Regions from separate parts of the Mus musculus genome. Here region 1 is linked to region 2. Evidence: chromatin loops called from intact Hi-C (ENCODE). Cell type or tissue: left cerebral cortex. All regions are shown on one strand. Links, peaks and the distances in the headings refer to the core of each region. The heading gives the core; the rest is flanking DNA.

Evidence for each region. Hi-C counts contacts between places; a loop is a spot of excess contacts. Peaks named below come from ENCODE experiments on the same cell type or tissue, not always from the same donor. Only the 100,000 strongest peaks of a DNase experiment are listed, where the experiment ranks them.
Region 1: it touches region 2 in a loop (2.8-fold over the local background); 10 of 42 quality-filtered maps call a loop at or near these places.

The regions. Positions count from the first base shown.
Region 1 is chr9:105,980,163-105,996,516 of GRCm38, forward strand. It overlaps Col6a4 (collagen, type VI, alpha 4), which reads right to left. Exons shown (of 38, transcript NM_026763.2): 37 at 15,759-15,970; 38 at 10,156-10,672. The coding sequence ends at 10,617. Among named protein-coding and RNA genes, the nearest start is that of Col6a5, 28 kb to the left of the region's middle. In left cerebral cortex, for the core only: CTCF peaks have their summits at 5,253 and 8,031; DNase peaks (open chromatin) are centred at 4,961, 8,055, 8,260 and 9,574; H3K27ac peaks cover 495 bases.
Region 2 is chr9:105,851,673-105,868,026 of GRCm38, forward strand. Col6a5 (collagen, type VI, alpha 5) reads right to left here. Exons shown (of 41, transcript NM_001167923.1): 38 at 12,474-13,163; 39 at 11,077-11,173; 40 at 10,158-10,390; 41 at 4,398-5,665. The coding sequence ends at 5,646. Among named protein-coding and RNA genes, the nearest start is that of Col6a6, 32 kb to the left of the region's middle. In left cerebral cortex, for the core only: a CTCF peak has its summit at 6,331; DNase peaks (open chromatin) are centred at 4,964, 5,407, 5,609 and 6,335.

The DNA of each region.
Region 1 (16,354 bases), core at 3,172-11,171, 130 kb after region 2:
CTCGCGTCGTGAATCATGGCAGCTTGTACTAGCACATACCTTTGTGTTTCTCTACTTGAGCCTCATTCTGTCCATGTGGATGCTAGGGAAATGTTTCAAACCCAACTATGTTTCCCCATCCCAGCTCAAATCTGAATCCAAAAGCCACGTTCTCCAGTAATTGGGCATTACTCCACTTACAACAAACGGTTTCATTTCCTTCCCAGTTTTCCCCAGGAAAGGTCGTTTTTGCACAGATTTACAAGACCATGACCTCCCTGCCCCTACCTAGAAATCAGACAACAGCTTTAGAATATGATGCACTCTTAGGACCTCAAGTTATAAACCACCCTCCTGTTAGTATCAACCAGAAAGTAGAAAAAGTCTTTCTGACAGGAAACCAGAACTGGGAATGGAGGATCAAGGTGGCAGGCTGGGGTGAGGAGGGTCTCTCTCCACTGTTCAAGTCCAAATCCTCCTTAGTGAGAGGACTTGGGTGACATCTGATACTCTAAGAGGGAACAGCCAGCCCTCTGACTCCTCTTTCCAATGGCTTATTGGCAAGTGCTGTGATGGTTCATCAAGTCTCTTGGAGATTTCTGGTCTGAAAAACTGAAACCGACTCACAAAGAGAAGCAGAATTAAAGGTAAAAACATGGAGGGCTGGAGAAACGGCTCAGCAATTAAGAGTGAGAGGCCAGATCTTGAGTTCAGACTCCATCGTTAGAGAACCTGACCTAAGGTTGAACTCGAGTTAACCAACAAGCCACTACCTAACACCAGTTTCCAGGCTACTCCCAAACAAATCTGCCCCTAGCACTAGTTTCCAGATTATGCTCCAACAAGCCTGCCCCTGGCACTTCCTAACAAACACCCATCAGGAGGAAAGCAGGAGGAAAGCAGGAGTTAAGTTTATGATTTGGCTCCCAGCACCAGCCAATTATTTTAAAGGACAACACAATTCCCTAATAGCCCCTCCCCCCCCTCCACTCACATGTGTGTCAGGCTAGAGACCCCCTTGCTTACTTGTCTCAGTAAATGCTTACTGGAAAACGGGCTTGAGGCTTCACCCTCCCATCCTGCTGTGTGGCCCAAACTTGTGCCTGAATAAAGACCCTAGTGCAATTGCATCAGAATTGGCTCCTGGGGGTCTTTTGGTTAAAACAGCCACAATAAGAACACTTGCTTGCTGTTCGAGAGAACCTGAGTTCAATTCTCAACATTCATGTTTTTAAACTCACAGCTGCCTGTAATTTCACCTCAAGCGATCCAACACCTTCTTCTGGTCTCCACAGGCGTCTACACTCATGTGGCACGGACGCAGATGTGAACGAGATGTTTAAAGGAGTTTGAGATACCCAGGAATCATCTGGAGTCCTAGTTAGTTGCTAGTCCCAGAAAACTTAATCAAGAATGGGTAAATCAAATAAGGAATTTGTCTCATAAGCCAAGATATCTGGGGCTGGGCATGGTGGCACATGCCTGTGATAACATCACATAGGTGGAGGAAGGTCAGGATTGGGAGCTCAAAGTCAGCCTCAGCTACACAGAAGATTCAAGGCTAGCCTGGGCTATGGGAGACATTAGCTTGAAGATGTTTGTAAAGGCACAGGGTGTGTGACAGGTGGCTAAGGCAAGGTTTACACCACTATGTGATTCATCTTCCCTGTGACGCTGACTCAATTTGGAATCATCCAGGAGATACCTAAAGAGTCTGTACTCAGACAGACTAAAAGAGAAACTGAGACCCGGCATCCGTCTCTTCTGCTCCCTGACTGTGAGCACTGTGAGCCAGCCATCTCCTGTTCCTTGCTTTCCCGGACACTATTGACTGTTTCTTCCCAAACCAGGACACAAAACAAACCCATCTTATGTGAGCATTTTATACCTATGACAAAACTAAGGCAACCACCAAGAACCTAAGCTTTCCTTCTCTGGTGCTCGGGAAAGCCCCCTGTGCCCTCCAGCCTCACGCACTCATCCTGGAAGAAAAGACTGAGAAGATAAACTACAGTTTGAGCATATGCCCACTCACTTCCCACCAGCACTTAATTGGATGTCTTCTCTAGCCACGGTACCATCTGGGAAATCAGGCTGAGCAGGAATGGTTAAAATACAGACCGTGGGGTAGACGGAGCCCCCGAGTACAGGAGACAGGAAGAAAGAACTGGTCTCCCCAGAACACAGCTTGGTGAGTAAGCTATACATTTTATGTGTTTCGTCTGTAAGTCTAGGACTTCTACAGTGAGATGGATGTGGAGACAAAAGCAAACCCAGATGCTCACAGACCAGCCAACCTTGATTGTGCAGCTGTCAACAGGGCAAGGACAGACACCCAAGCTTGGCTGCTCCTGACTTCCACAGTGTACCATGGCACATGGGTGCCTGCATTCCGACACATGAATACACTCAAGCACGCACACACACACACACACACACACACACACACACACACACACTTGCTCACTCGCACACAGGCCTTTGTACATAGGAAGAGAGGGTTTTTTTTAAGCTATTAAGTGAGGCAATTTGTTATATAACAATAGATAAAATAAGTAAATGAAACATGGTCTCTCAAAAGGCCACCTCCAGAATGGCCCCTGTATTAGTTGCTTTTCTGGACAGTCACAGTGGGGGTAAGGCATGGAGCAGGAACAGGAGAGAGCTGGTCACATTGCATCTGTCGTCAAGAAGCAGAGAGGACAGGAAGTGAGACTATAAAAACTAGTAAGCTCCCCCAGAAAGAGAAAGAACTTTTTTCTTTAGTCTTCACAGATACATCCTATAAACGGGATATTCTGAAAGAATTCTGAGCACATGTGTGTGCTCGGTGCATATTTGGGAAATTAACAAGTGCTTTTTACTTCTTGTGTGGATTCTTGGAAGTTTTTTTCGAAGCCCTGTCCAGTTTCCTCATGGCTGTCCTTCCCTCCTCTCCGTCCTCCTCCCCTTCTTCCTCTTTCTCCTCCTCCCCTGCCTTTCTTGTTTTTTTGAGGCCAGATCTCACTCATGGCTGAACTTAGAACTCACTCTGTCAACCAAGCTCACCTCAAACCCACAGAGATTTGCCTGCCTCTCGCCTCTGCCTCTGCCTCTGCCTCTGCCTCTGCCTCTGCCTCTGCCTCTGCCTCTCTGCCTCTCTGCCTCTCTGCCTCTCTGCCTCGCCTCTGCCTCTGCCTCTGCCTCTGCCTCTGCCTCTCTGCCTCTCTGCCTCTCTGCCTCTCTGCCTCTCTGCCTCTCTGCCTCTCTGCCTCTCTGCCTCTCTGCCTCTCTGCCTCTCTGCCTCTCTGCCTCTCTGCCTCTCTGCCTCTCTGCCTCTCTGCCTCTCTGCCTCTCTGCCTCTCTGCCTCTCTGCCTCTCTGCCTCTCTGCCTCTCTGCCTCTCTGCCTCTGCCTCTGCCTGGACCATGGCCAAGAGACACCATGCTCTGCTCCCTAGCCACGTCTGTGAATCAAAACAAGCTATTTTTATAGAACCTGGAAATTAAAATAAGACTAAACATTCTAATGCCACGTTCTAATTTTTCCTAAAGTGATTAAGAGGAAAAAGACCTAAAACCAGTCTAGAAGTTTCTTCTCTTAACCTAAGGGATTCTGCCATTGTTACTGCACTCTGATGAGTGAAACAGGTCCTTTGGAACTAAGATACATAATGAAGAACCCTGACACAACCAAAGACTGAAATTGCCTTGAGCCAACATAGAATGTCCCAGTTTCCCTGAATCGAGCAAAATGATATCAGCTCACTTGTCCTGCATACGCGCTTCTGGGAATGTTCTAGATTTCTGTGGTGCATAGGACATAAATGTGCAGCTTAATGCACAGGTACTGAGTGAATACCAATGGCTACACAACTCCAGACGGAGACTGGAGAATGTCAACACCCATGCTCCACTTCACAGTTCTAGGCTTTTCCTTCCTCAAAAGGAACAGAGAGCGGCGTGCCCAGGAAGCAGTCTCAGGTATAGGTAGGCACGAATGATGCTTATACGGGACTGCCTGAAGATCCATATCTGTGGGTGGGAAGGGAAGAACTAGGCAGAGAGATGCTGAGTGCGGCTAGAGCTCAGACTTCATCCATCTCCTCAGGCAGCTCTGGGGTTGACCTGTCGCACAGTGAAGCTGACATTTTAAACTCAGCTTTGATCAGCATCTGGACCCATCTGCCCCCAGGAGGGTGTGAATCCTCTTTAAATCCAAAATCCTCCTGAAGTCTCATCTAGGGGTCACCTGCCAGGAGTTACAGAATGCTGAGAGGTAAAAGGATTGAAAGGGAAAACACGAAATATGCCTTTGTGGATAATATGAATATCTCTCTGGAAAGATAAAACATGCTAAAACACCAATGTTACAAGTGAATCCTGCTCCATCAGACGCAAGCCTGCAGCATCTGGCTACAGCTGGCCACAGTGGACAGCTAAGATGGCTGAAGAAAAAAAAAAAACCTTTATGGTTCTGCACCCACCAGCTGAATATGTGCAATCAATCTATACTTACTGTCTTTGTCCTGCTATCAAAAAAAATGTATCTTTTCAGATCTATTCTTGTTGCTGAACCTTAATTCAGCTTGATTCATTTATTTTCAACCTTGCTTATCCTGATTTTAAAGTGTGTGTGTGTGTGTGTGTGTGTGTGTGTGTGTGTGTGTGTGTGTGTGTGCATTTGCTGCATCATGCACATGGAGGTCAGAAGACAACTTACAGAGATCAGTTCTCTCCTTCCATCATGGGCTCAAACTCAAGCTGTCAAGGTATGATACCAAGTGCCCTCACCCACTGAGGCAGCTACTCATTCTTCCAGCACTTGGGGTTATTCACAAGCTGGATGATTTTTTTTTTAAGAGCCATTGAGAATAGGGTATGGGGGTGTGCACATGTCTTGGCGAATTTCTAGGTTAGATGCTTAGGAACAAATTTGCTGGGTGCTCACTAAAGCTGTTTAAAATTTTCAATTCCACTAGAAAACCCCAAATACTTTCTGGTTTTTGTAGTCCTGTGGTTCCCTGTGGGGCATCCCTGGGGACAGGTTTGGAAATGGTGTGGTGACAACCCTGTCGTCTCAGTGACTCATGACAACAAAGATTTCCTTCCCAGCTCATTGGAGCTGCTTGCTATGCATTCCAGCCAGCTGCTGCATAATTACCGCAGGTCCCGGAACAATGGATCAGACCGGCATCTGCTCACCCAATCACCTGCATGCTTTATACCCTCATATCTTTGTGGTTTTTTAATCTCTAGAAAGGGACTCTAGGGCAGCTAGTGACCAAACCAACCGCCAGGAGACTGAGCACACGACTGTGCCATGGCTTCTGTGGGATCGGAAAGCTCGTGGGCTTTAAAGCAGACACTTGTTTGGTTCATTAGACTCTGGATCGGTAATCTGAGGTTGCACTTGTTTGGCTGCTTCTCTGCCGCCTAGGAGATGAGCTAGAGAAAGAACAATGTCACCTGCAAGCAGAATTTAAAGAGAATGTAAATGGTCAACAACTGGTGCCCTCTGCGATCTGCTCAGCCAGGAAAATCAAGCCCAGAGAAGTTGTTGGATGCTGAGTTCATATCCCTTGTCTTGGTATATTTCACAACATCATAATAGCAACAGCTGCATTAAAAACATACGATTGACCCAGGTATGGTGGGAGGCAAAAGCAGGCAGATTTCTCTTCTATGGAGTGAGTTCTAAGGCACTTAGTGCTACTTGAGGAGAACCTGTCTCAAATACACACACACACACACACATACACACACACACACACACACACAAACACACGGGGGGAGGGGGAGGGAGGGAGGGAGGGAGGGAGGGAGGGAGAGAGAGAGACCGACCAAAGGTCTATTACAAGATAACAAAACTCAAGCAAAGATTAGTACTATTCTTGGTACCAATAGTACCAAAGAGTACCCAGGCAAAATGGCCTCCGCTTAGAAAATGCATATGTATGTATATGCAGATGCATATATCTATGTATGTATACACTATGTATACACACACACATACAAGGCTCCTCTAGCCCAGGATGACCTTGAACTCACTTACTCTGTATCTGAGGGTGACCTTGAGCTCCTGATCCTCTTGGGTTACAGATATGTGTCACCATAACTCATTTCGTTTTGTTTTCTTTTCTTTTTTGTTGTTTTGTTTGTTTGTTTGTTTGTTTGTTTGTTTGTTTTTTGAGACAGGGTTTCTCTGTATAGCCTTGGCTGTCCTGGAACTCACTCTGTAGACCAGGCTGGCCTCGAACTCAGAAATCCACCTGCCTCTGTCTCTCAAGTGCTAGGATTAAAGGCATGTGCCACCACTGCCCGGCTAACTCATTTTGTTTTATGGGACAAGATATTACTATGTTGCCAGTCACAGACCTTGAACTTACTGATCTTTCTGCTTCAGCCTAACCTGTGATATGCATGTGTACACGCATGCATACATGACTGTGTATGTGCAGGTGTGTATGTATAGTCCTCAAGATCAAAGTTAAAAGCTCTCTTTCCCTGAACTACATTCCTATCCTTTCCTGCTTGCACCATTTTGCTTTTTTTTGGGGGGGTGGGGGGGTGGGGGTTGTTTGTGACAGGGTCTCATGTAGTAGCCTAAGCTGGCCTCACTCACTGTATTTCAGAAGATGACCTGGGATTATAGTTGTACACCACCACACCTAGATCTCATATAGATTTCTGCACTTCCAAGCACAGCTGGGAACCGAATTCTGAGCCCAGCAACCCTAAACCTTCTAGTTTCATAGACTCAATGAAATGCATTGAGTGTCTAAAAACACTGAGCAATCGATTCACCTAATGACTAAGATGCTTAAGCTTTGCAGAGTGAACCAAACAGATGCCAAGATAGCTCAGAAGGCATTTCATCCTGGTTTTGGACCAACCGACTCATTACATAGGGCTGGATGTCACTTGACCTTTCTACAACTTAAGTTCATCGTAAGAATTAATATCCCCAAAGCAGCATAAGGTGATAATTAACTAGACAACAAATCTAAAAGAGAATTTCAAAATGCATGAAGCTTTTCCTCAGGGGCGAGGGGCTATACAGAACCTTGGTGTTTGAAATAAATGCAAAATAAAAATAATAAATGTAGAGGGGCTGGAGAAATGGCTGGGCAGTTTAGAGCACTCGCTGCTCTTACAGAGGACCTGAGTTATATTCCAAGCACCCATGCTGTGATTCACAACCGCCAGTAACTCTAGATCCAGGGGACCTGACACCCTCTTCTGACGTCAGCAGGCACAAGACATGTGTGTGTTGCATGCACATACACACAGACAAAACACTCGTGCATATAGATAAATCTAAAAACAAACAAAGAATGCAGAATCTATAAAATGTTCTTTCTAGGGCAAGAGACATAGAAAGGAAGCCAGTGCTAGGGTTTTCTGCCCTGAGCCCCCAGCAGCTCAGGTGGCAGGTCCTTCTTGAAGGTGTATCTAGAAGGTACACTATGCCCTCAGCAGGGCATGCCTAGACCATAGGCATGGTTTCCCAGATGCCCACATCCAGTGGCTGTGGAGGCGGGGAATACTGACTCAGCCATCAGAGTCCATCCTGGGCAACACCAAGAAGCCCTTTTTGCCCCAGATCTCTTTGTGGGTAGAGAGAGCCACTATTGTGGTGGAGATTGGCCTTCATGGCAGTTCAACCTCTGTCCATATTGTTCCAGTTTCCCTCCAGGCCGGAACTACATGGGCAAGGTATAAAAGCCACGCCCATCATCCTCCATGCTTCATGACACTAAGAATCCTCTCATGGGTGATAGTAGGAACAAGCGGAATAGGGCAACAAGAACCCTAGCCTGTCCATGCAAGGGATTCAAAGCCGATTTTATCTTGTGTTTTGGTCAAACCAGTTTCCCTCCTAAGATGGTTTCCTTCACCTGGAAATAAAGACATTCACTAGCATCTGCGAGGTGGTGGTGGGAGTGAGGAACCAGACAAGATAATGCAGAAGAAGGCCCGTGTGTTCAAACCGGGTATACTGAGCAGGATAACTGTCCTCTGCAGGTTTGGAGGCAGCAGAAGAGCTAAGTGGAAGTGCTGTACTGCCACCTAGGAAACACAAGGAGAATAGCAACTAGATCTCAATGGTCCCAAGGAAGGGAACCAACACTGCTTGAGAGTACGGGCCTTCATGTCTTCAGTTTCTGGACTCAAGAAGGGCAGAGGAGGAGTCAGAAGTATAAATGTACCATGACCCAAATACCACCCTCTGGACAGAGAGACATACCCCTCTCTGCTCGGGCAGCTGGGACTGTGTCTAAAAGCGAGGCATCGACACCTGCACAGTCAGCAGCTCTGCTAATGAGCTAGAACAGCTGCTGCTTCATTTCCTTCGTTAAAAGCACGGGATCCCAAAGCAGAAACACACAGTATGCTACGGCAGAAAGCAGAAAGATAGGCCTCCGGGCGTTGGGTAAACCTAGGTCATGCACAAATGGCTGGGGGAAAAGATTATAGGTCTACCATCAGGTCTTTTGTGCTGGGCAGATTTGTTGCAGGGAACATAGTCTTCCCTTTGTGATAAGACAAAAGTAATCTCGCTGTAAAAATCGAGTATAATTTTGCTTCTTTGACCACTCTGTGCAGAGCTGGATCCCCAGGCTGGGGAGATGGTTTAGGAGTTAAGAGCACTGGCTGCTCTTCCAGAAGACTTCAATTCCCAGCACCCACAGGACACTTCCCAACCATCTGTAACTTCAGTCACAGGGAACCTGATGCCCTCTTCTGGCCACTGCAGGCTCCAGCCACTTAGTGGTGCACAGACATACGAGCAGGCAAAACACCCACCCACACATAGAAAATATAAGGGTTAACATAAGCAAAAATTAAGGGTTTTTAAACTGATTCCCACTTCCTCCTAAATGTCACCAGACTCTGGGGGAACAAAAATGAATCTAAAAACCCTAGTTTCTGGGACTGGAGAGATGACCTGGGCAATTGAAAGCACTTGTTGCTCTTGTCGAAGACCCAGGTTTGAAGCCTTGAACCCAGATGTCAGCTCACAACAGTCTGCAACTCCAGCTCCAGAGGATCTAACACACCCTCTTCTAACCTCCATGAGTAGCAGGCATGCCCACGGACACAAACATATATGCAGGCAGCACACATAAAATAGATCATATCTTTAAAGCAATTAAAATTTAAAACAAAGGTTTCTGTGTTGGGAACTTGCCAGAGGGCAAAGTCCACTGTGTCCTGGGGGGGGGGTCGCAGGGGTGGATGAGAGTCATGAGACCATCAGCTCTCTGTGGTCTGGTAGGCTTGTTCTCCAAATTCATGTGACAATGTTAATATCAGATCTGACTGCATTTGCATCTAGAGCCTTTTAATTAGATATGCAGAGGGGTGGGGCCCTAATATAGATGATGGATGCTTAGAAGATGCCAGAGGGTCTCTTTGCCGCCCCATTCCGTCCCTCCCTCCCTGAGCATGTGGAAGGAAAGGCCATTCGAGGACACAAGAAAGTGCCCATCTGCCAGCTAGAAGAAACCCCTCACCAAGAAAAGCGAGCAGGCTGGCGCACTGAGTTGGATTTCTAGGCAGAGCTTTGAGACGTAGACTTCTGTTCTGTAGGGTACCCAATCTGTGATGTTTCCTTAGGGAAACCCAAGATGAATAATACATGTCACAAAGAACCCAAGCCAGACTCCATCAGTTTCCCAGAGTTCCCTCCTTCTCAGTGCTTGGTAGAAGCTAGGGATGTGTTCAGAGGCCAGGGAAAAAGCTCTGTGTGTCTGTCTGTCTGTCTGTCTGTCCACCTATGTCTCTGTGTCTGTTGTATATCTGTATGTGTCTGACCATCTGTTGGGCTGTATGTGTGTCTGACTGTGTGTCTGTCTATCTATATAGATTATTCCAGCTTCTCCTCAGGTGTGTGGGTGTGTCTGTGGTGCATGTGTGTATCTCTGTCTATCAGCCTGTGTCTCTGTGTATGTGTCTGTGTATGTTAAATCACAACACATTTAATTTCTTTTAAAAAAAACTCAAATATTTGAGAATAAACATTGGAATCCTAAAGAATATGCAAGATCAAGCCAAACAGCATCCCAGCACGGAGAGGGAAGATAGGCACCCAATTACATCCCAGCTGGGGAGTTCTGCGAGCAGCAGAGTCGGTTTTCATTACAGTGCAGTCCCTGGCAGGTCGGCCATGCTTCAGTGGAAGGCCACGCATGTGGGCAGCACAAACTGGACTTGATGGGGGTTTTTAACGATGGCACAAAGTTGGATTGGCAGGAGAGAGGGAGTGAATCTTGAAGGAGTCCAAGTATGGGTGAATATGACCAAAACACTTTGTACAAAGTTCTCCAAGAGCTAATTTTACAATGAGGGAAAAATAGAATTTAATCCTTCTCCGTTACAAATGATCTAGCCTAAGCCTTCACAGGCAGGAAAACAGTGGAGGGAGTTAGAATATCCAGGGCTACAGGGTGGGGTTTGTCAGTCATGAGCTGGGAAGCCTGTCTCAGCAAGGGTAACGCCAGTCTCACTGTCTCGCCGTTAAAGGAAGGGCGTCAGTTACAAGGCTTGGCCTACACCATGTCTCACACTCTTCTCTGGTTTCAGACTGGTTGGCCTTGCCCCCACAGTCCCCAAACCAGAGGCGGTAGCAAGCTTCTTCTTCCTGGCTGTAGTACTACTTCAAGACATAATTCAGGCACTCGCCTTCCTCAGGACCCATGGGACAAGGACCTGCAAGCAAACAGAGGAGAGAGAGCTGGGCTCAGGCACGATGGGTCTGATTGTCTCAAACACTGCAATTCCCTGCCTTCCCACCAACTGGCTGTGCGACCATGGGTAAGATAATGATCCTGTCTGAGCCTCGACTTCCTCAACCGTAAAGACAATACTTTTAAGCCTAATATCACAAGTGTAGTACAGTAAGTCACATGTTGCAACATATACCACGTGCATATAGATATAATTATCATTAGACATATATGGAACAAAGATGCATTATATACAACATATACATGTGAATGACGCTGCGATCCCTCACTTGCTTTGTTTCCTTTTACAAAACATCTCAGTCCTTTGCCCAACCCCAAACTTGACTCCTCCTGATAACATACAGAAATCCAGCTTATTTGTCCTGATAACATACAGAAATCCAGCTTATTTATCCTGATAACATACAGAAATCCAGCTTATTTATCATTTGTAGCATCCTGATTTTTTTACTCAAAAACTTAAGGTAGCCACTATAAAAATAAAAAAAACAAATATGGTATGCCTTGGAAGATTTTTTTTTAAATGGCATTGGGAATCAGCAGATCACAGCAGGGCAAGAGTTGGGAACTTCCGGATTTTCAGTCAGGGGCAGGTTTCCCAGGTGTGTCACCCCCTCCCTCCGCATGTCTTTGGAGACACTTTATATCTTGTGCACTGTGCTCATCCTGGGCCAACCCTGAAGGGCAGAATGCTGGCTGGAGTTCCCTCTGGAACTTCAGAGGACCCTAAATAGCAAAGACACCACACAGAGAGGAGGCAGCACAGTATACGATGCCCCCGCTGCCAGGAGCTGAGGATCAGCCACTCGGTGGCATCACACAGAGAGGGGGTGGCACACTGCATGATGCCCCTGCTGCCAGGAGCTGAGGACCAGCCACTCAGTGGTACAATCAACACCTGCCATCTTTCTAGGAGATGCCAGCACCCATGAGGATGGAAACACTTGATCCTAAAGGAACTGCTAGGATTGTTCTGTGCCTGGGGCAGGCACACTTGGATGTATCATTGTATGGTTCTCTTCTCAGGGTAGGGTATCAGGAAAAAGGACACACGGTCAAAGCCTTGTGGGAGTCAACCGAGAAACACTGAGAAGCCAACAGCCAGCTGTTCTGTCTTGACCTGACCTGGAGACTTGCAGCACTCCTCAGCTCTGCCAAAGCCGATCTACTTAGAACCCACAAACCAAGGACTTGTCACATCAGCTTGGGCCCTTGTCTTTAGAAGCCCCACTTTGCCTGGGTGGAAAGAAGCCACTTTTCCTAGATTACATATCTGGAATGGTGTCATGCAGCTGAACTTTCTTCAGTGACACAAACATCTGGATCGATAGGAAATCTATGCTGATCAACACCCGTGCCCACATGACTGCTGAGCATCTGAAGTGAGTCTGGGCCCGCCAAGATACCGAAACTTTAATTGTACTGAATTTTAAAATACTTCCACTTAACCAGCCTCTAGTGCTTACTGCCTTAGTCGGAACTATGGGTGAGTCCTCGCCACTTCCATCTAAGCAGCCGACACTCTTGCCTGAAGCCTAACAACACCCAGTATTTCTTACAGCCCTGAGCTTGCTTTATTAGTATGGTATGACATCAGAGAACAATAAGCTTTTACTCAAGCAATTACTGAAAACCCCTAATCTTGTATTAGGCATTGTTTTCCCATGAATATTAACATTTGCCTTCTTGGCAGATGCTGCCGCAGTGCCCAGGATTTTACTCAAGTCTGTGGAATCCAGGGACGTCGGGAACAGGGTGTGTGGGAAGGAGAGTGCTGGTGGGTGTAACGAGCAGCTACAGTGAAATTGCAGCTTCACTGAAGTCCAGGCTTGTTCTATCGCCCAGTATAGATGTTTTACAATATAACCCTACCTGGAAGGGGGAAAAAAACTCTGAGTGCTTGAGAGATAACGCCAAAATTGAAAATGTTTCAAGATCATCCTGGCTTGTGTGAATAGAGATAGCACTTGTCTAAAATTCTTCACAAGCAGGGCAATAGCGGGGTGCAGGCTTCATGGCAGAATCCAGCAACAACAGGAGGATACAAAGGAGGCCATGAAAATTTCATAAGGGCACAGAGAGGGCCCCGAGGAGGGATAAACTTGAGCCCAGTGGTAATGAATGAGCAGAGGCAGGCAGGTGAGAGTGAGCTGGGCCACAGAGGCTGGAACCAAGTACCAGGACCCAAGGACCAACTGTGACTCCTGTAAACATGACATACAGGAACACGGCAGCCATCAAGGCTCTAGAGCCTCTGGGCATGGGTCAACCTTAAGGGGCCTGTGTTCCTCACACAGGAAGGACATATGATAAGAAATGACATGACCCAATCTGCATTCTCACAGGGGTGCAGAATGAAGTTGTACAAAGGAAAAGTCAAGAAAAACATATCAGAGAAGAAAGGGAGAGTAAGAGAAAGATAGGGAGGGGCTGATGTTCTACGCCTGGCTCAAGAATGGTTGTCCACTCCAATGCAGACTGCTGTCCACAAAGCCAAGGGACAAGCAGGAGTCTGAAAAGGAAGGGGACAGTCATCAGTGGCAGAGTCCCCAAGCAACTCGAGGCTATGGGGTCTGAAAGAGCAGTTTTGTCTGTCTCAGCAATTCAGAACAAGATGGAGACTGGCCAGCTCTTTTCTCCAATGGGAGAAGATGGGGTGGGCGGGGCAAGAGAAAGGAAGTTGAAGGTTTGACTGTTTACCTTTATTTCTTTTGAAAAGTGCAAAAGGAGTAACTATGGGAAGGGAAAATGGAGGAGGGGGCTTGAGGTTGTTATGAGGGCTAAGAATAGCCTTGGAGTGCAGGAGGAGAAAGAGCAGACACAGCCAAGCAGCAGAGTGGCTGAGGGGGACTGGGGACCTGCAGGCGTCAGGTTTATGGATAGGCCTAGATTAGATGGCCAGGCAGCAGTCCTCCATCATTCTGACCTTGGTTTGGGGACTAACCTGCCTCAGAGCAGCCGCCATTGTTGACTAAGCTGAGGAATCACCTGTAAGTCCCCCACCCACAGACTGCTCAGAGGAGAATGTCCCTCGATTCCCAGGTGATGAGCGGCAGTTGAATACTCAGCCCTAAATAAGATGTTTACACCATTTCCTCTATGGCTCAGGAAGGTCACCAAAGAAGGGGTGGGGAGAACACAAGAGCCAGAAGACCAAGAGGAGAGCTGAGATCCGCCATCTTCTGAATTCAACGCAGCCACTACAATCAGGAACCGAGGCTGCCTGAACTGAGCCTGCGCAAGACTCTCCCTGTCAACAGTCGGCCATAAAAGGAGAGAAGCCCAGGAAGCCCTGGCCCTCCAAGCTGAACTTTCATCGTCTGGAAGAGTCATCGTCTTCAGTTGCACGCCCATGGCTCAGCCCACCAGGTTCAAACGGATAGCTCCAAACCCATAACTCACACCGATGGCTGTGGTTAAACTTGGTGGATTTCAGAATGTGAAAGGGGGCTTTGTGGGACAGAGAAGACAGTTGATAGAAGAGAAATGACAGAGGGTGGGGGGTCGAGAGTAAACAGAATGCATGATACACATTTATAAAATTGTCAAGGAACAGGCTTAATTAGTAAGAAAAGATTCGCAGGTGATTTCCGATGTATATCCAGGTCTAAAACAGTTACCTCAGTAAGATTAGCTGAAGATAGTCTGTACTGAAAACATAATCTGCATGTGAGTTCTTCTGATGCCCATTTTAACCTATAGAGGGGAAGTCACTGCTGTGAGGAAGGGAAGTCACTGCTATGAGGAGGGGAAGTCACTGCTGTGAGCACCTACTCTTGAACCACCAAGTTCTGTTGCTCCTCCTGGATGCTTTGGAGTCTAACAGGTAACTAACTACACATGGCATCCTCACCCTTACAGCTAAGAGTGCTGTGTGCTTAGCAGGCGCTCAACGCAGAACATCAAGCTTTATCCTCAGAACAACCCTAAGAAAAAAAGCACTCATCTAATTCAGAGCCATGAGCCACAGAGAAATTGCATTGTTCCTGTGGCCACCTCACCAGCAGCCATAAGTGTCCCTCGAGAATCATGCAACACATCTCCTCTTATCTAAATAGGACTAGCCCCACCCCCAGCTCATAGAAACTCCACCTTCTCGTATGACTTTTGAGAATGCCAAGGTTGGGGTCTAGAGAAATGGCTTGGTAGTTAAAGAGCACTGGGTGCGTTTCTAGGGGACCTGGGTTCAATTCCCACCATCCACATAGTGGGCCACAATTGTCCCTAACCCCAGCTCCTGAGGATCTAACGCCCTCTTCTGGCCTCCAAGGGCACTGCACTCGTAGTGCATGCATACATACATACAGGCACTCTCACACAAACAGAAAATAAAAAAAAACAAAACTCTTCAGAAAGCATTACAGTCAAGTCCCCCCATGTCTCTCACTAATGTGTTTACTGTTCCGCTTAATCCACCAAGCACAGATAAGACATAACACTTCTACACGTTGTGATCTAAAACCTATCTACAGCTGTTTTAAAATGTTCCTTAAATGAAAGATAGCTCAGAGGTTAAGAGCACTGACTGCTCTTCCAGAGGCCCTGAGTTCAATTCCCAGCAACCATATGGTGGCTCGCAACCATCTATAGTGAGATCTGGTGCCCTCTTCTGGCCTGCAGGCATACACACAGGCAGAATGCTATATACATGATAGTCTTTTGGTGAGGCTACACCACAGTGAACATTCATAGACCAAGAAGTCTACCAGGGAGGTCAGGTCAAGGTCAAGAGTAAATTCACCACCTCTGGAGGAGGCAATCTGGCCTGTGGATTGGTTGGTTGTAATGGGCCCTTGAGTCTTTTCTATCTGGCACCACTTCCTGGAGAGATGGTGACATAACATGGCCTGATATGGAGTCTAGGGGAGGGAAAGTCAGCCTCTTTTTGATGTCTTAAAGTACTTTCCACAGCTTAGTGAATAAATTTGTAAATAAGATGTGCTAAAGAGCGCATGTTGACAAGGTACACAGAATCGTTTTCTAAAGATAAAGATGTTTAAAAGTGAATCAAACTTAGAGAACAAGGAAGCCATGGTTTGGCGGCTCACCGTGGGTGGGGCCCAAATGTCTTCCTTTTGCTGGCGTTTCCTGATCAATGTCTTCAGTGTCCGCCCTGTCCTTCCCATGACTTCCCAACGCTTCTTGCAGAGCTACGGACGCCACCCTGCTTTTCCTCTCCCCTAGAAAGATGCCCTGTGACTTGAGTGCTTCTGAGTCATTCGCAAAGGCAGCAGACGTGCCAGACTGGCTCCTGGAAAACCTGCAGGAAAGAAACCCTTGTCACAGTGCACAGCCAGGGATGTAGCCCAGTGGTACCACACCTGCCTAAGCTCAGTCTCCAAGATCACGAAAGACTCCCACAAGCCCTGTTATCTGACCAAACTGAGCGGCTCTGCCCTCGGTGGTGGACACTCCTGCTGTGGCTCTGGGCTGAGGATTCATACCACTCTCTGGCTGGACCAGGGGCAGCATCGGGTGCTTAGCATCATCATCTTTTCCTCTGAAACTTGAGATTGGAAGACAGGTGCTATGGTGGGATGGGAGTTTTCCTTTTGTGCTTTAATGTTCCCGTGTGCTCATTGAGTTTTTTTTTTTATATTGGTCCTATGTTGCTTTTTATTATCCTTGTTTTATGTAGATGAGT
Region 2 (16,354 bases), core at 2,931-10,930:
CCCATTCCTCCTCCTCACCTTATGTCCCATCCTCCTTCTCCCTTCCTTATCTTTCCTCCTCCTCACCTTCCTGCCCCATCCTCCTCCTCGTCCCCACCCCTCCCCTTCTAAACATTGTGTTTATAGTTCAGACCCTTTCTGAGGACAAAGAGCTAGGAAAAACCACTCTCCTTGGATTCCTTTCAAATTTCTGCTTTCCCTGGTTGTATCCATTCAGACCAAAGGGCCCCTCCTGGGTGTTGGAGCTCCAGATGCAGTTTCCTGCTCCATGGTCCCACAGTGCGCTCTGCCGCCTTCACCATAGCATCTCCATGCTAAAATGCTACTATTCCTTCCTGATTCAGTCCTAGTTAGATCATGCCCCATGGTGGATGCTCACACACCATGCCACGCAGAACTGGAGAGCTCCAGGGTATGCCTGCTCCTCCACAGAACTTCAAGCAAACAATGTCCTCAGCCAGGACATCGAAGGGTCACATGATCACACCGGTCACTTGGGGATCTGGTTACAGTGCAGAGTCCAGCAGAGTAGGCATGGGGGAGAGTCCCATGCATTTCTTCCAGGCTCCCATATGATGCTGACACTCTGGTCCGTGGGCCACCAGATAACGACTTGTGTGGTTAGAACCATGAGCAGGATATTTGCAGGTTAATTCATCTCATGCTAGAAAAGACCATTTTGTTTTGCAAGAATGCTACTAACTGGCCAGAGATGAGCTGTGCTGTTTATTAATCCGTTCTCATAACACTCATCATCCTGGAGTTTTATCTATATTTTTTTGGCTCGTTTGTTTGAAGGAGACCGTAATCAGTCCACTTGTGAGCCTGTGCCTGCACAGCTGCAGTCCCCGTCTGTGTTTGCCAGCTTTCTGCTGCTGGAATAAATATCCAAAGATAAAGCAACTTTAAAGGATGAGCAGTTTATTGCTGGAAGGGTTGGTCTGTTAGCAGCTGGCGGTGTTGCTTTGGGCCCTATGACAGAGCAGGACATCGCAACAGGTGCCGAGTCAGAGGAACCTGCTCACTCCACGGCAGCTGTGAGGTAAAGAGGAAAAGGAGGAACCCAGTACCCCAATAACCCCTCCAGGGGCTCGCCAATATCCCCTTCCAGGACTGGCCTAACATCCTTCCACCAGAGCACCACCTCCTGAAGATTCATCCACTTTGCTATGGTAACAACTGAGAACCATGCCAAAACCACATGGGTCTTTGGGGAAATCTTCGGGACCCAAACCACAGCATCAGCACAAACAGGGAGAATGTCCTTATCAGCAGCCTTTGTGTGGAGGCCAAGAACCAAGGAGGAAAAAAAAATTCTCAATGCAGAATCCATATTCTGTTTGGGAACCAAAAATCTTGGAAGAAGAAGAGAGGCCAACAGGATGTAATCCACAAGACAAGGCCCCCTCATTTAATCTTTTCTGCATAAAGACTGATCACTACTAGGTGTCTGCCAGCGAAGGCCTGGGTTCCTCATGATTACTGTCGTATGTCGTATTCTCATGGTGAGCAATGGAAAGCTACAGAAGAAGCGGAGACAGTGACAATGTCAAAGGTCTGGGGTCAGATTGCCACAGTTCCAGCAGCAGGTGAATGGTACTGACAGATTCTTGTAGACACGTGGGAAGGGGCTTCCATTTGAAGGGACTGAGAAGGACCCGCACAAGCTTCCAGCTAAACCAGGCAACGTTTTACCCCAAGATTCACACTCAGATCAAAGAGTCAGCAATCACAGTTAGGCATGGCAAATGAGGTTTTCCAGAGACATCCCAGGGCTCTTAGTCATCTGTAATTCTGACCAGCTGCTCTAAATGCACCCTCTCATGTCATGTAAGGTTGCAGGGGCTTAACAGGTCATTTCTGGGAAGGAAAAAAAAAAACCTTCCTGGCAAAATGGGTTCTTAATATACACACCATGGTTCCTTCTGAGGAAATTCAAATTGATTATATATTGTGGAATGTTCGAGAACTTTAAAAACTGTTTGCTCTTTCTTTTTAAAGAGGCAAAACAACAAACTGATTTTTCAACAATGCAACTTGCTTTCTGCGGCACTGACCTCCCATGTCAGCCACACTGTCCCGTGCACAAGCCCTGCTGGATGCTGCCGCTGCCAACATGTCCCCCTCTCCAGAACACAGACACACAGCTCTAATTTTGTGGGGTTTGTTGCCCCTCATGCCACTCTCTGCCTTGTCTCTAACTCTTGTTTCTCTTCTGTGACGAGTCTGTTATAGAGTCACCATAACCCATCTGCAGGTGTCTGTGTTTCCAGAGAGCCTTAACTGAGGTGGGAAGAACCACCCTGCAGGCTGGTGGAGCCAGACTGTGTGAGCTGGGGTCCCAGACTGACTCAAAAGGAGAATGAGCAACAGCATTGACCTCTCTGCTTATGACTGCAGATGGGGGGGGGTGACCAGTTCCCTCAGCTCTTCCCACCATGTATGCCCCTCCATGATAAATGGTACCCTCAAAGTATAAGCTACAGTAATCCCTCCCCCACACTCAAGGGAGTATACACAAATAGATGGCCAAATAAAATGGTTTAAATGGCCAAAATATGTACTTCATCAGGAAGCTCTTCACAGTTACAGTGAAATGCCTGTCTAGTGAAATAATGCGTCCATTATCTTCCTCTTGCCTGTGTGCATGTGGGTGTGTAAGGGTGTATGTACACGTGAACTGTACGTGTAAGGGCCAGAGAATACTTCAGATGGCATTTCTTATTCCTTAAATGTTATCCATTTTATCTTTTCTTCTCTCTCTCTCTCTCTCTCTCTCTCTCTCTCTCTCTCTCTCTCTCTCTCTCTCTCCCTGTTGTTTTTGACACAAGGTCTCTCACAGGTCTGGAGCTAGGCTGGACGGCCATTGAGCTCTAGAGACCTGCCTATCTGCCTCCCCGGTGCTGGGATCACGAGCATTTGCCGTGATGGCTGGCTTTTTAACAGGGGCTCTAGGGCTTGAACTCAGGTCCTCATGTTTGCAAGGCAATCAACTTCATGGCTGAGCTGTCTCTCCAGCCTGTCCCACTTGCTTCTTATACACATCAAGTTGTGCTGTGCTCTATGCAACCTTAAATGGCTTCTCCTGTGTCTGTGACACTCTGTGACTACACATGTGACATGTGACCACTCAACTGTCTCTTGAATGGTTCTAACTCTGGTGACTGATGCTTACTGCAAACTCCTCAGGGTGAATGAGATTTGATAGCTTTTTTTTTTATTTCCTTTCTAATTCCTGACATGATCTTAAATGTATATAAGGATTTACTTACATTTTGCATTTGATTTCCCCCCCCCATGACTTCGTTATTCTCTCTTAAACTATATATTACCAGCCATCTCAGCATGTATGAAGAATTTCTGCATTAAGCCCTTAAGAAGAAATACATTATCATGGTGCCCATTAGATGCCCCACCTTACCTCTTCCCATCGTGGAGTCTGGCATTTGGCTTAGGGGAGATGGAGCAGACTCCTTTCCAATGCCCAGCTCCTGGGCAGGTTTCAGGTCTCTCGTCTATTTAGGCCATAGGCCTGCAGGGGCTAGAGAACTCCTCACCAGTGCCTGTGTTGATCCCCTTCCCTGGAGTGCTACCTTTGCCCCTGCTCCACCCCAGGCTGTGGAGAGAGGCAGAGGCAGGGGATGATGGGATATTCTGTTTATCTTGTCTTTTACAGCCATTCTTTAGATGTCACAAAGTGTCCATTTTCCTGGCACTGACTTTCCAGGCTCTCTCCTCTTTTACTAGAGACCTCAGTAGTCATAAAGGACCTGGGGCATTGCTTCTCTGGCTTTTAAATATATGCGTGATGCCACAGTGCAGCTTCCTGCAGCTTCTTCTGGCTTGATACTCTCTTTGAGACTCATATGTGTTTATGAATGCAGCTCAAGTTATTGGTTTGACTGCCCTGAAATATCATTATATGCATATGATACATTAGGATACATGGTTGCTTTTAACTCTGTCACAACGTATAGTTTCCTATGGTTCCTGTGTATATGTGTGAAAGCTTAATATATCCACCTATTGATGGAGCTGAAGGATATGGTTAGATACGGGACAGATATTGCTTCAGTGTTGCCCCGAGTTGTAACAATCTTCCACCAGCGGTGTGGTGTCTATTGGTTCACATTCTTGGACACCATTATCGCTATCAGATTTAAGGGTCTGCTGTGGCCTTCATGCTTCCATTAAGACACACTGACAAAAGTTCTTAGAGAAAAACAAAACTATTAAATAGGCTTTGTTTTAGAAATTTCCAAAGCAATAACTGGCTACTTAAAATTAACCGACTGTGTTATTTTTCAATTATATAAAAGACAACGGTCACAGTAAGGAAAACTATGTGGAACACATATGAAATTGTCCGTGTGTTATCCCACCAGCATAGTCATTTTCACATGCTCATTGGTTTGGCAACTACTTGTTGCCTTAACCAAATCAAGTGATTTTATTAGAATATAATAATTGTACAAAATAATGGGTTTCATTATGCCATTTCCAGACAGCATGTAAAACACTCTGATAACATTCACCTCCTCTGAGTCTCCTTTTATTCCCCTCTCCCCTCCAAATCTGCTTTACTTTCTCATCCTCTTAATCCCCCAGTCCTGGAATTCCACGTATGGGAGAAGACATATGAAGCCGGCTTATGTCAATCAACACGAACGCCTACGGTTCTGTCCATCTTCCCACAAGTCACATGACTTTACTCTTCTTTATGCCTAAACAGTACTCCACTGCCTGCATACTCCATGTTAAACTGACCGAGTGTATAACAAATTCACTACTGCTTTGTCTTGTCCTGTATGTGTGTTTCCTAAGTAGGTTTAATGTGCTTTCCTGGGCTGAGTGAGACTACAGTTAATAAGAATGCACAGAATAAGTTTCTGGGTCAGACTTGGGGTTGTTGTTATTGTCTTGTTCTTTTTCTGTTTTAGAGTCTGTTTTGATACACTGTTTGAGAATAGCTCTGTTTCCAGGTTCACATGTTGGCATGATTTCTTTGGCAGCAAAACTCAAGTCCACACAATGCAAAGCACACTAAAATAGAAAACAAGTGTTCCCAGCACGAGCGGGTAGCTCACAAGGCAGCTTCTCCTCCCCTTTCTTTGTTATGAATTTGTTACTCTATAAATGTCCTGGTAAAGAAAACCCACTGACTATAGGTAACGGGTGCTAAATGTAATCTCAGGGTCCTATGGGAACCAGCGACACAGAGTTTAGGGTTGTATAAATGGGAAGAAAAAAAAAAGACAATTGGGACATTCCAATTACAAACTGTTTTTACTCAAGGGTCTAATTTGAGATGTAGATGTGATGGCGATCATGACAAACATCTTCTTTTGGCAGGCACTCACCAAAGTGATCAAAGCGAGTGAACCAAGCTGTCACGGGGAAGGCTGTTGCCTCTTCTTGCTCAGTGGTCCCATTCCTCCTGAGAGATGAAACCCGGTCCTAGTTTTGAAGGTCTGTTCCTTGATGTCTCTATCCTGAAGAGTCTCTCCCTCAGGTTTGGGACTGAGAAGCAAATTTAGTTCTAGTTCCTGCCCCGACCCTTCTAATAAATGATTGGCATTTTCTGGCTGGAACTACTGCCGCAGGGGAGTCCCATCTGCCAGCGAGCACTCTTCTCTCCTGAAAGCTCATCTTGCATCTTCGCCATCTGTAAAGCATGAAAGACACCCTGCTCTTAGCGTCATGATATTGGATAACAGTATTTCCTCCTGAGCCTACTCCTGTAGGTGCCAGGTATGAAACAAACACAAGAAACAACGATAATCCTTGCTATCTTCAACAGTCAAACTAAAAGTCCAACCTAGAGTCATCTAGGTCCATGGAGAAAAAAACGTGACCACTGGTAAAACTGTATAATGCAAAGGACTGCAGACACAAGTCTCTCTGATCTACCCATGATTTGAAATTCCCTGCTTAGTGGCTTTAGCAGATAGAATTATTATATAATCATTTGAAGGGGGGTAATGACTGTTTGCAACGTCTGGCTCTGCTCAGAATTCCTGTGGCCTCTTCATGGAATTCATTTACAGGACAACACTCCTCCCCTATCCCCATCCACCTGCTCCTGACCTCCGCCATGTAAGTTTTTGGTTGCTAATACCAGCACCTACTATCTATCCCTCAGAGGGTGCTGTTGCGCAATTGAGTGGCTCAATGAGCCCTTGCGATGAATGGCCTTGCCCTATAGCAGCTCTGGGTCCATCCATCAGCGATCTGGGAGGGAGGAAGACCCAACCTCCAGCCTCTGTTCAGGATAGTTCTGCCTCCTAACTTAGAAAAGCCTAACTCCGGGCCAGACCCAGGCTTTGGCTGCCCTCTATGGGACATTACTGGGATAGCACTTCATTTGGTGTCTTCTTCCCTAGGATGCTTCCTCCATCGAGTGATGGACTCTCCTGTGACTACTCCACGAATGGATCTCATGAACATAGGTTGTCAACTCAGGGAGCACCTCAGGGGAAGTTAGCTAAGTACCTGTCTCCATGGGAGAGGTCATGTCCTTTTGCCCTGCATCTTGGAAAGTTTCTAAAATTCTAATCCTAAATTTTTTTAACAATTTAAAAGGCACTAAAAGTATGTAACTGCAACATCCTGTAAAAGCTGACATTTAAAAATAAAGCTTCCGTGGGGGCCAGAGAGATGACTCAGAAGGGAAAAGCCAAGCCCTCTTGACTTGAGGTCAATCCCTGGAATCCATGTGTGAAAGCCCCGTGTGGAAGCATGCGTTTAGAATCCCAGCATTCCTACGGTGAAGTGGGAAGCAGAGACAGGAGAATATCCCAGAAGCTTGCAGGCAAAGCCAACCTGGAGTATGTACCACTACTCCTCCTCTTCCTCCTCCTCCTCCTCCTCTTTCTCTTCTTCCTCCTCTTCCTGCTCTTCCTCTTCATCCTCCTCTTCATCCTCTTTCTCATCTTCTTCCTCCTCTCCCTCATCCTCCTCTTCCTCCTCCTCCTCTTCCTCCTCCTCCTTCCCCTCCTCCTTCCCCCTCCTCCTCCAAACAAGGCAAAGAGAGAGAAAAACCTGGGTCCTCTGACCTCTACCTCCCCACCCCACATAATACACTCATATGCATACACCTCATACACACTCAGACATACAACAATAACAAAGTTTAACATGTTTTTCAATGACACTTCCATATTTCTTTTATCAGACAGGGTATCATGTAGCCCAGACTGGCCATGAACTCCTGATCATCCTGCCTTGACCTCCAGAGGGCTTAAACTACAAACAGACTCTACCATTGATGGCCATGTTTCTCTTTTAGCTTATCCAACAAAATCTAAATTCCATAGTGGTTGATATCAGCTGTCCATTGTATAAAATATGTTTACGTCAGATAACTTATAGTGTTCATTTCTCTCCTTAAACTTCTACCTCCATCCCTCTTCTAGTATAGGATTTCATTCCAACTGTAAACGATTCAAATGCTTTAAACTTTAAATTATTTGCCCAATCATACCTTCCTGTTGGAGATCTCTCTCTCTCTCTCTCTCTCTCTCTCTCTCTCTCTCTGTGTGTGTGTGTGTTTTAATTTCCTATGTCATAAGTCTAGGTATCAAATTTTTATCAAGATGGGATATTACTAGAATTTACCACAAATGCCTATATGTGTAAACTTTGCTCATTTTAGCAGGGAAAAGTAAACATTGTATTGGAAATGTATTAATTATATGGATAATTTGTGTAGTATTTCTAACTCTGGTCTGACCATTTCCACCCAGTCTCCAAAGCATCTTAGGAAGATTTTATATCTGGGCCACAGCACCTTAATCAGATGCAGGATGGCTAAGAGACCTGCCACACTCATGGGGGGCCTGGGGAAGGAGCAGGGCATTTGTAAGAGATGGAAGAAGGCCTCCGAGATTCCTCACACATAAAACATGTTCTTTAGGACTAGCTCCTTAGACGACCACATTCTGGCAAGTCTCTATGTGTCCACTAGAGACGATGTATGTACCCCAGAAGGGAAAATACCCACTTTAACCAAGCTCCTCATTAGCAGTGGTGGAAGACCACAGCAGCTGGGAGAGCTTTAGGGATTGTACGCTAGGTTAACAATCAGGGACTCCTCCTGCCCAGTCTGGTGAGCTGTCCACACAAGCATCCATCAGCTCTGTCACTCATCACAGCTGCAGAAAGCTAGCACTCACTGAAGTTTCAGCCTAGGCCACATGCCGTTTGAAGCACATCACATACATGCATTGTTCACCTTAGGCTCTGACATAAGCTCTGTTACTGTCTTTACTTTGCAGTCAAGGAAATGGAGGTTCAGAGAGGCAGAGTGGCATGCCCAACGTCAGATGCTCAGTGACTGAAGAAACATTCAAGTACTATTTCCTAAGTGGGCACAAAACCCTACCTCTCTAAGCTAGCTCCTCAGACAGTGTCTGTGGTTGGACTGATTTGACGATAGCTGCTCTCTCAGACTCAGTGCCTACCAACTCATGAAAGACAACGAAATCTCCCGCAAACCCAGACGACTTGTTGCTGTTTTCCCAGGAGCATGGGATCTTCTACATCGTAATATCTAGTTGAAGGACTCTTATTTAAAAACTCTGATGTGCACTCAGGATCTACAACAGTAGGCCGGTGGTTTTCAAGCATCAGCCTGTATGAGACTCCCTCACATGTTCTCAGCGACAGCTTTAGTTCAGCCGGTCTATGGTGGGATCTGAGAATCTGCATATCCAGTGAGTGCTAGATGGTGCTGATGTTGCTGGGGTTAGATTGTACCAATTTGATGATTTTCAACAGTAGACTTCCCTGAGACATGCAGCAGGAATGATCTAGGCAGGGTTCAGGCAGTGTTTTCCAAACTTGGACACATACCTGAACCACGAAGGGAGCTTTGTGAATCATACTAACTCTACGTCTCACCCTCAAACAGAGATTTCATGTGTCTAGGGTGTGGTTTTGTTCTCAATTAGAAGCTACTACAAATAGTGCTGCTATATGCATTCTAGTATGTATGAATATGTACAGATTGTTACACACACACACACACACATATGAATAGAAATTGTATTGGCTTTATAGAATTAACTTAGTTAAGGTTTCTATTTCTGTAATAATAAGCCATTACCAAAAACAACCTGGGGAGGAAAAGGCTTTTCATCTTAAACTTCCAGAAACCATCATGAAGGAAAAGCAGAGCAGGAACCCAGGGACAGGAACTAAAGCAGAGGCTGCTTACAAGCCTCTCCTCAGGGCTTCCTCAGCTTGCTTTCTCATCGCACCCAGGACCACCTGGCCTAGGGTTGGCCCCGCCCACAATGGGCGGAGCCCTACCCATATCAATCACTACTTAAGAAAATGCCTCCATAGGTTTACCTACAGGCCAATCTGGTGGTAGCATTTTCTTCACTGGAGTTCTCTCTTTCTGAATGAACCTAGCCTGTGTCAAGTTGAAATAAAAAAAAAAAAACTAGCCAGTAGAACAATCTAGAACAAGTATAGAGCCATATATCTAACTTCGGTGTAATCCATACATATTTAGTATAGAGTAATTTCCCTGCAGATCCTGGAGCACAGTGGGACTCTGGGCTGCTGTCCTAGAGACCTTTGTGGAGTTCTGATCACCATTCCATACTTCCTCTTTGACCACAGATCCATAACTACTCCTTACCCCCACCCGCTAAGAAGCTGCCCTTGGCCCTCACGTAGATCTCAGAATTGTATCACAACAGCCTCATCCTCTCCACAGCTGGAAGGCTTGGGTTACAAAGGCAGAGCTGGAGTGTTCAGAGTCAGGAGGCTCCCCACCTGCCTGAGGATGCAGCTCCTGCCTTCCTAGAATGTTTTGGTCCTCATTCACACACACACACACACACACACACACACACACACACACACACACACACCTGCCTCTCAGCTCCCTGACTCCATAGGAATCCTCAGAGCTACTTTCTCCTCTGTTCTGAACACATTAGCTCCCTTCCTACCTTTCTGAGATTTTATCTCCCTTGCCCTCTTATCTCAGGGTGTTCCCTGTGTTCCTGGATCAGCAGCAACTCTTTTATTTCCTTGCTATCACTTCTTGCTTTACTTCTTGCCCTCGTGCTTTTCAACCTCCTGGGAAAAGACCAGCCAGACAAGAGCACTTCAGGGCCTCCAATGAGGACGCTACAGACTACCTTGTTTGCTGTTCACTGGAGCTGGGGTCTCTGCGGAACAAGGCTCTTCCTTATCATTCACCATCAGTTCCCCGGAGGAGAGGAGCAGGTACAACTGCCGCATCAGATCAGCAGTGCTTTCTGAATGGTTGCCATGACTGTTCCCTAGGAGGAAGAAATGCTGCTCCTGAGATCCAGAGTCTCCAGACAGCTCATTCTCTCCTGCCTCGATTCTGTACACCTCGGGGATGAGTCTGGGATGAAGGAGGAAAGTAATTAAAGTGGTTAGCCAAGTCCTGTGTAAGATTAAGTGCAAATCTAGCCACATACCAGAACAGAAATCCACCTCATGCACGTGATAGGAATAGTCCTCGTGGGGTTTGTGGATGCAAGGGCAATTTTCTAATATCCAGAAGGAGAATTAGACACATATTTGTCTCAGAGGTTTAGGAATTCCACACCAATGTTGTTTTCATCACTAAAGTTTTATTGGGGACTTGGGGCTTTGCTTTGCAAAGTCAGACTCATTCCTGCAGCTCTGACATGAGCTTCCTGAAAGGCAGGATGGTTTCTGTCACTTTTTTCTTCCAACCTGTGATACTGTAAGCTTTTCTTGGGCAGTAGCCAATCTGAGTTGCATTATATAGTTATCAATATGAGATAGTTTTAATAAAAGCAATGTATACGGTTGATTGTAATATAAAATGTGGACCTGTATAGTACAGATTGTGTTCTGCCTTCTGCTAGCCAGTGATATCATCACCAACACAACATTTTAAAAAAACCCTTGCTCAGCCCAAATCCTACATCCTGAAATGAAAATGCCATTCACTTCATATCCTTAGATTATGACCCACTAATGCTGGACCAGCTATCACTTCACATTCTCAAGGATTGTTTCCTGGGCAGTACTCCCCACATCTGAAATTTCTTAACTCACAATGCACTGTCTTCTGTGCCAGCATTCTCTGGGCCAGGGAAGGTGAGATTATCACACTTGGCTTGCAGGTCTCTGCCGGGATATTTGTTGATAGCACCTGGAGACAGTGGAATTCTTAGTCCAGTTTTTACCTTCCCACATAATGCCTATAACCCAAAAAGTCAACTCATCTTTTCCTGGAGATGGAAGTCTCTTAAAAAAACAAATTAATCTTGTGAGGGACTTTGCAAAGTCGGCATGCTGGCATTGAAAGACCTTGTTCTTGCCAAGTCAATGAGATATAGCAATAATTGAATTAAAAGTTCCCATGCTTGGTGATTCAATTCAAGGACATTTCTGCATTCCTCCTGTTATCTCTTCTCCCCTCATCCCACACCCAAGAAATGGAGGCTCTTCTTAATAAGCTCTGTTGGCCATTGAAGTTGTCTTCCTTGTTTCTACCTTGGGGTTGAAAGAAGGCACTGTTTTTGACTCAGTAGTAAATATATTGCCTGAACTCCATGATTCCTAACTCTAAGCCGAGTCCTGGGATTGTGTGTGTGCCAGAACTCCTAAAATCCTGGGTAACCCTAGCAAGCTCCCAGCCACCACAGATTACCACACAGCATGACTTTTGCTCTGTCCTGATTCCTAGCACAGGCCAGGACTTGTTTGACACTTCTAAAAACTTAGCCTATTCCATACCTCTGTCTAAAATTACAATGCCAAGGTCAGAAGCTGAAGCAGCTACTCTCAGAGAGCCACAGTAGAAAGACACATTTCAAATCACTATGTGGTTGTATTTAAGCTAGATCTTGCAGAGAGGCTCTAGAAAATAGCTATACCTATAAATCATAAGAATTCAATTCAGAACCAAGGCTGACAAGGTAGACCAGATGTCCTTGGGAAAAGTGGAGGTAGTGATAGTAGGGGTTTTATTTACTATAACAGTACACTTTGTTAAGGGTTTAGTAACTAAAGTGCAGCTTAATAGAAAAGAATATATTCCTAGGGTCAGAATGTGTGGGGTTGAGTCTAGAATTTACCATGCATTAATTATGAGCTTTTGAGAAATGTATTTAGTGTGTTCAAACCTTAGTTTTTCCTTTATAGAAAAGGGATCTGAATTCATCCCTTTGAGGGCTATGCTGAAGATTAACTGATGTAGCCAGTCAGAGAACCAAACACGTAGCAAATGTTCAGAAGTCAGGCTTAAAGAAAATCTTTCAACTATTTGAGGATCTCCTGCCTAGAACTGTACCCAACATGAACAGGCTTTTCTCTGAGATTCTCTCACTGACTCCTGTTCACATCCTACCACTCTCTACTAAAATGACATGCATTTGATTAAGTACGCTGATTGACTGCACACAGAGACATCAATAAAGCAACAAAGGAGAGAGGCTTGAGTGACTTACGTCTGATCGAATGAACAAATGGCTTGATGAACTTGATGACATAGTCCAAATCTGGCCTGTGTACCCGGCCAAGCCGGACTAAGTGATGATCCAGAGGGTGGCTTGCTAATTCTTCTAACTCCATGTCATTGTGTATCGGACCAAAGGAAAATACAAATATGGAGTAGCCTTGGCACTTGGCTCTCAGAGATGCATTCCTTAAAACTTCTTTGTCTAAAGGGTTGGTTTCACCTGCAGTTACTATAAAGATAACTTTGTTTTTCCTCAGATTGGGGGTTCCTACAAAGACATTGTCAACTGTCCACTGAAGGGCATGCCCAATAAAAACATCACCATTGAGCTGCTGAAGAGACTCTTGGAGATGATGCTTCATTTGATGTACAGTGTTGTAAGTGACCAAATCGAATTCCAGGTAGACTGGGCACTCTTCAGTGTTTGGCAGATAGCCTGGGGGAGAGTAGGTCAGGACAGCCACTCTGTCTCCTAAGACAGAGGTCAGTGGAGCTGGGGCAATGTGAAAGTAATCCAGTACTGACGTTATCAAAGTTCTCACTTCCTTAAACTCGTTACGTCCTCCTACTCGTTGAGAAGCATCTATGAGGAAAGCCACGTCCATGTAATATTCTTGAAGAGAAGCATCCCCAGGCTCATGAGCAAGACCCAGTTCTTCTCTGCCATGACTTTCATGTTCTGCAACAGAATAACTTTAGTCACTAGTGGTGAAAGGGTTAACTTGAAACTCTAAGACATGAGTGTAAACACATGCCATGGGATGCTCCTACTCTTCATTCCCATACCATGACAGACACCACTAATCAATATGTTAGCAGGCATCACTAATTAATCTCAGTACTTGTCCTGAAATACATTCTTCAAATCTGCCTTCACTTGGTGCAGAATTATTTCCATTTGACACATGGTGCCACATAAGAAACCTACTTGCTACCAACTTCAGGTTTTTCTGAAATGACTGATTTGACTCCAAAACATCTCAATGTAAGAAGAGAAATATATGCCTAATTTTAGCTCTTCCTCGTGGTTACAAATCCTGCGGCATGCAATCACATCTACTGACTATTTAATTACGAGGAGTAAACACATGAGAAAGTACAGATGTCAAAGTTACAACTCATGTGCTGGCATATATGGTAGGTAAAAGCAACATCCATAAAGCAACATCATGGGGCAGGTGTAAGTCAGTACTGACTTTAGAACCTTGCTGATTGTAAGATATGACAATCTTTAAGACTTGGGTACTGTGAGTGGTGGCTATCAGCCCATGACGAGACAAGGAACTCACATCAGGAGGGAGGGCAAATGGTATCAGTAAGCATTGGCTAAATCAGTTAACATTAAATTCTTTCCACAAAGCATTCTCAGAGAAGAAATCAATACCCCAATTTACACACTTGCCTGTGTGTGTGTGTGTGTGTGTGTGTGTGTGTGTGTGTGTGTGTGTGTACAACTGTACTTGCTACGGGCATGCATGTGAAGAGGCTAGACGTTGTAACTGAGTGTCTTCCTTAATCACTCTTCCCATTCCCTTTTTGAGACAGGGTTTCTCATTGAACCCAGCCCTTGCTTTTGAAGCTAGATGGACTGCCTGGCTCAAGAGCTCTGGGACCCACCTGTCTCCATGCCCTACTTCCCCCCCGACCCATACCCCAGCCCTGGTGTTACAGCTGAGTACTGACATGTGCAGCTTTTACATGAGTGCTGGGCCCTAACCTTCAAGGAAGGCTCCCTTTCCACTGGGCCATCTCTCCATCCTTCTCAGTTTATATTCAGATGCAAGCTACTCTGTTGCAGACCATCACTCCCAGTGATATTGCTTTAAATCTACAGGATTGTGAATGCTTTCTACACTCCTGGGAGAGGCAGCCAGATGGGGAAATGGGGGAATCATCAGCTCTGTAAGACAAGAAGTAAATGGCCAGTGTCCTTTCTCTCTCTGAAAGAAGTGTGTTTGTAAGCACACTAGAATAATCAGTAGCTTTCTAACTGGGGAAAGACGTATTGATTTCTATTTCTGCTCAACCTGTAGTAGAAGGTCTCACATTTAGTGTTCTATTTAGTCTCCAAACAGTAAATGAACCAACAATACTAGATTAATACTATAGAAGTTAGTATCAAGATAGGATGCAACAAACACACAATTAGTACAAATGATTTTTATTAATATTGGAAATGTTTTATTAGACAGGTTTTTGAATGTTCAAATGAACCTGGGGCAAATCCACACTGCCCTTTTGTCTATTCTCGGATTTGACTTGCTAATCCCTTTTTAGAGTAATTTTTGAATCTATATTAACTAGGAGTGGTGGTCTAGACCAGGTATGGTAGTATACTCTTTTAATCCCAGAACTCAGGAGACAGGCAGATCTCTGTAAGTTCAAGGTCAGTCTAGCCTATGAAGTGAGTCCCAGGCCAAAGCTATATAGTGAGATCCTGTCTCAAAAAAAAAAAAAATCCATTGGTTTAAGAAATTGTTCAGTAGTTAAGAGCTCATGTTGCTCTTGTAGAGGATCCAGGTTCAGTTCCAAGCACCCAAAGGGTAGCTCACAGCCATCAGTAACTCCAGTTCCAAAGAATCTAATACCCTCTTCTGACTTCCACGGGTACCAGGCAGATATATTGTACACATATATACGTGTAGATAAAATACCCATATACACAAATAAATAAATCTAACTTAAAACAATGCAATGGTTGTATATAGTTTTCCTTTCATGTAATTTCTTTGCCTGGTTTTTGGTGTTAAAATGACTTCAAAGAATGAGTTGGTAAATAGTCTTTCCTCTTCAATTCCCTAGAAAAGTTTATATAGAATTGATATTCATGGCCAGGCAGTAATGGCTCATGCCTTTTATCCTGGCATTCAGAGGCAGAGGCAGGCAGATTTCTGAGTTCGAGGCCAGCCTGGTCTACAGAGTGAGTTCTAGGACAGCCAGAGCTACACAAAGAAACCCTGTCTCAAAGAAATATTTTTAGAAAGAATTGATATTCATCATTTCTTAGGAGGTTTGTTGAATTTGTGGTAAAATCATGGGAAAACTTCGAGTACAAATCAAATCATTCTGACAAGCTAGTTAGCTTATTTCTTCTTGTGGTGACTTTCATATTGTCAGACACTGTGTCTAATTTATATGTAAAAGTGGCTCATTATGTTCTGTAACCCTTTTGAAAGCTGTAGAACACAGAAGATGCCTCCTCTCTCTGCTAACACCGGTTATTTGTGTCTACCTTTTCTGGAGAGTCTGATTCTATAGCTTTATCAGTTTTAATTGATCTCAGAGATCTGACTCTTGGCTTTATTGACTTTTATCTTTTTTTTTTGTTCATTGGGTCCTTAAATGTTATTGCTTTCTTCTGCCCACTCTGGGGTTGCTTGTCTTTCTGTTTCTGGCTTCTTAAAAGGGAAATTGAGGTGACTGATTGGAAGTTATTCATGTTCTTGTTTTTGTTTTTTCACCAGTATAAGCATTTGATATTAAAATTCTCTATGCTCTAGTGGGGTCTTGGAAGATCTGGAATGTCTGTTTCATTTGTATTTCTCCCAAAATCCTTTCTGATTTCTTTATTGATCTCTGTTTCAGCCATGGATTGTTTTAGTGTTTTATTTATTTTCTAAAGGTTTGGGGATATTTCAAAGATCCTTCTGCTAATTATTTTGACTTTAGTTCTATTTGGGTCAGAAAATATTCTTGCTATGACTTGAATCCTTTAACATTCTCAAACATTGTCCCAATGCATGAACACAACAGTGGTCTATTTTGGCAAGTATTTCATGAGCATTACAAAAGAATGTACACTTTGCTCCTGGGTGGAATGTTCTGGAAGTGCCAAATAGTTTACTTTAGCTGATAATGTTGCTTTACCGT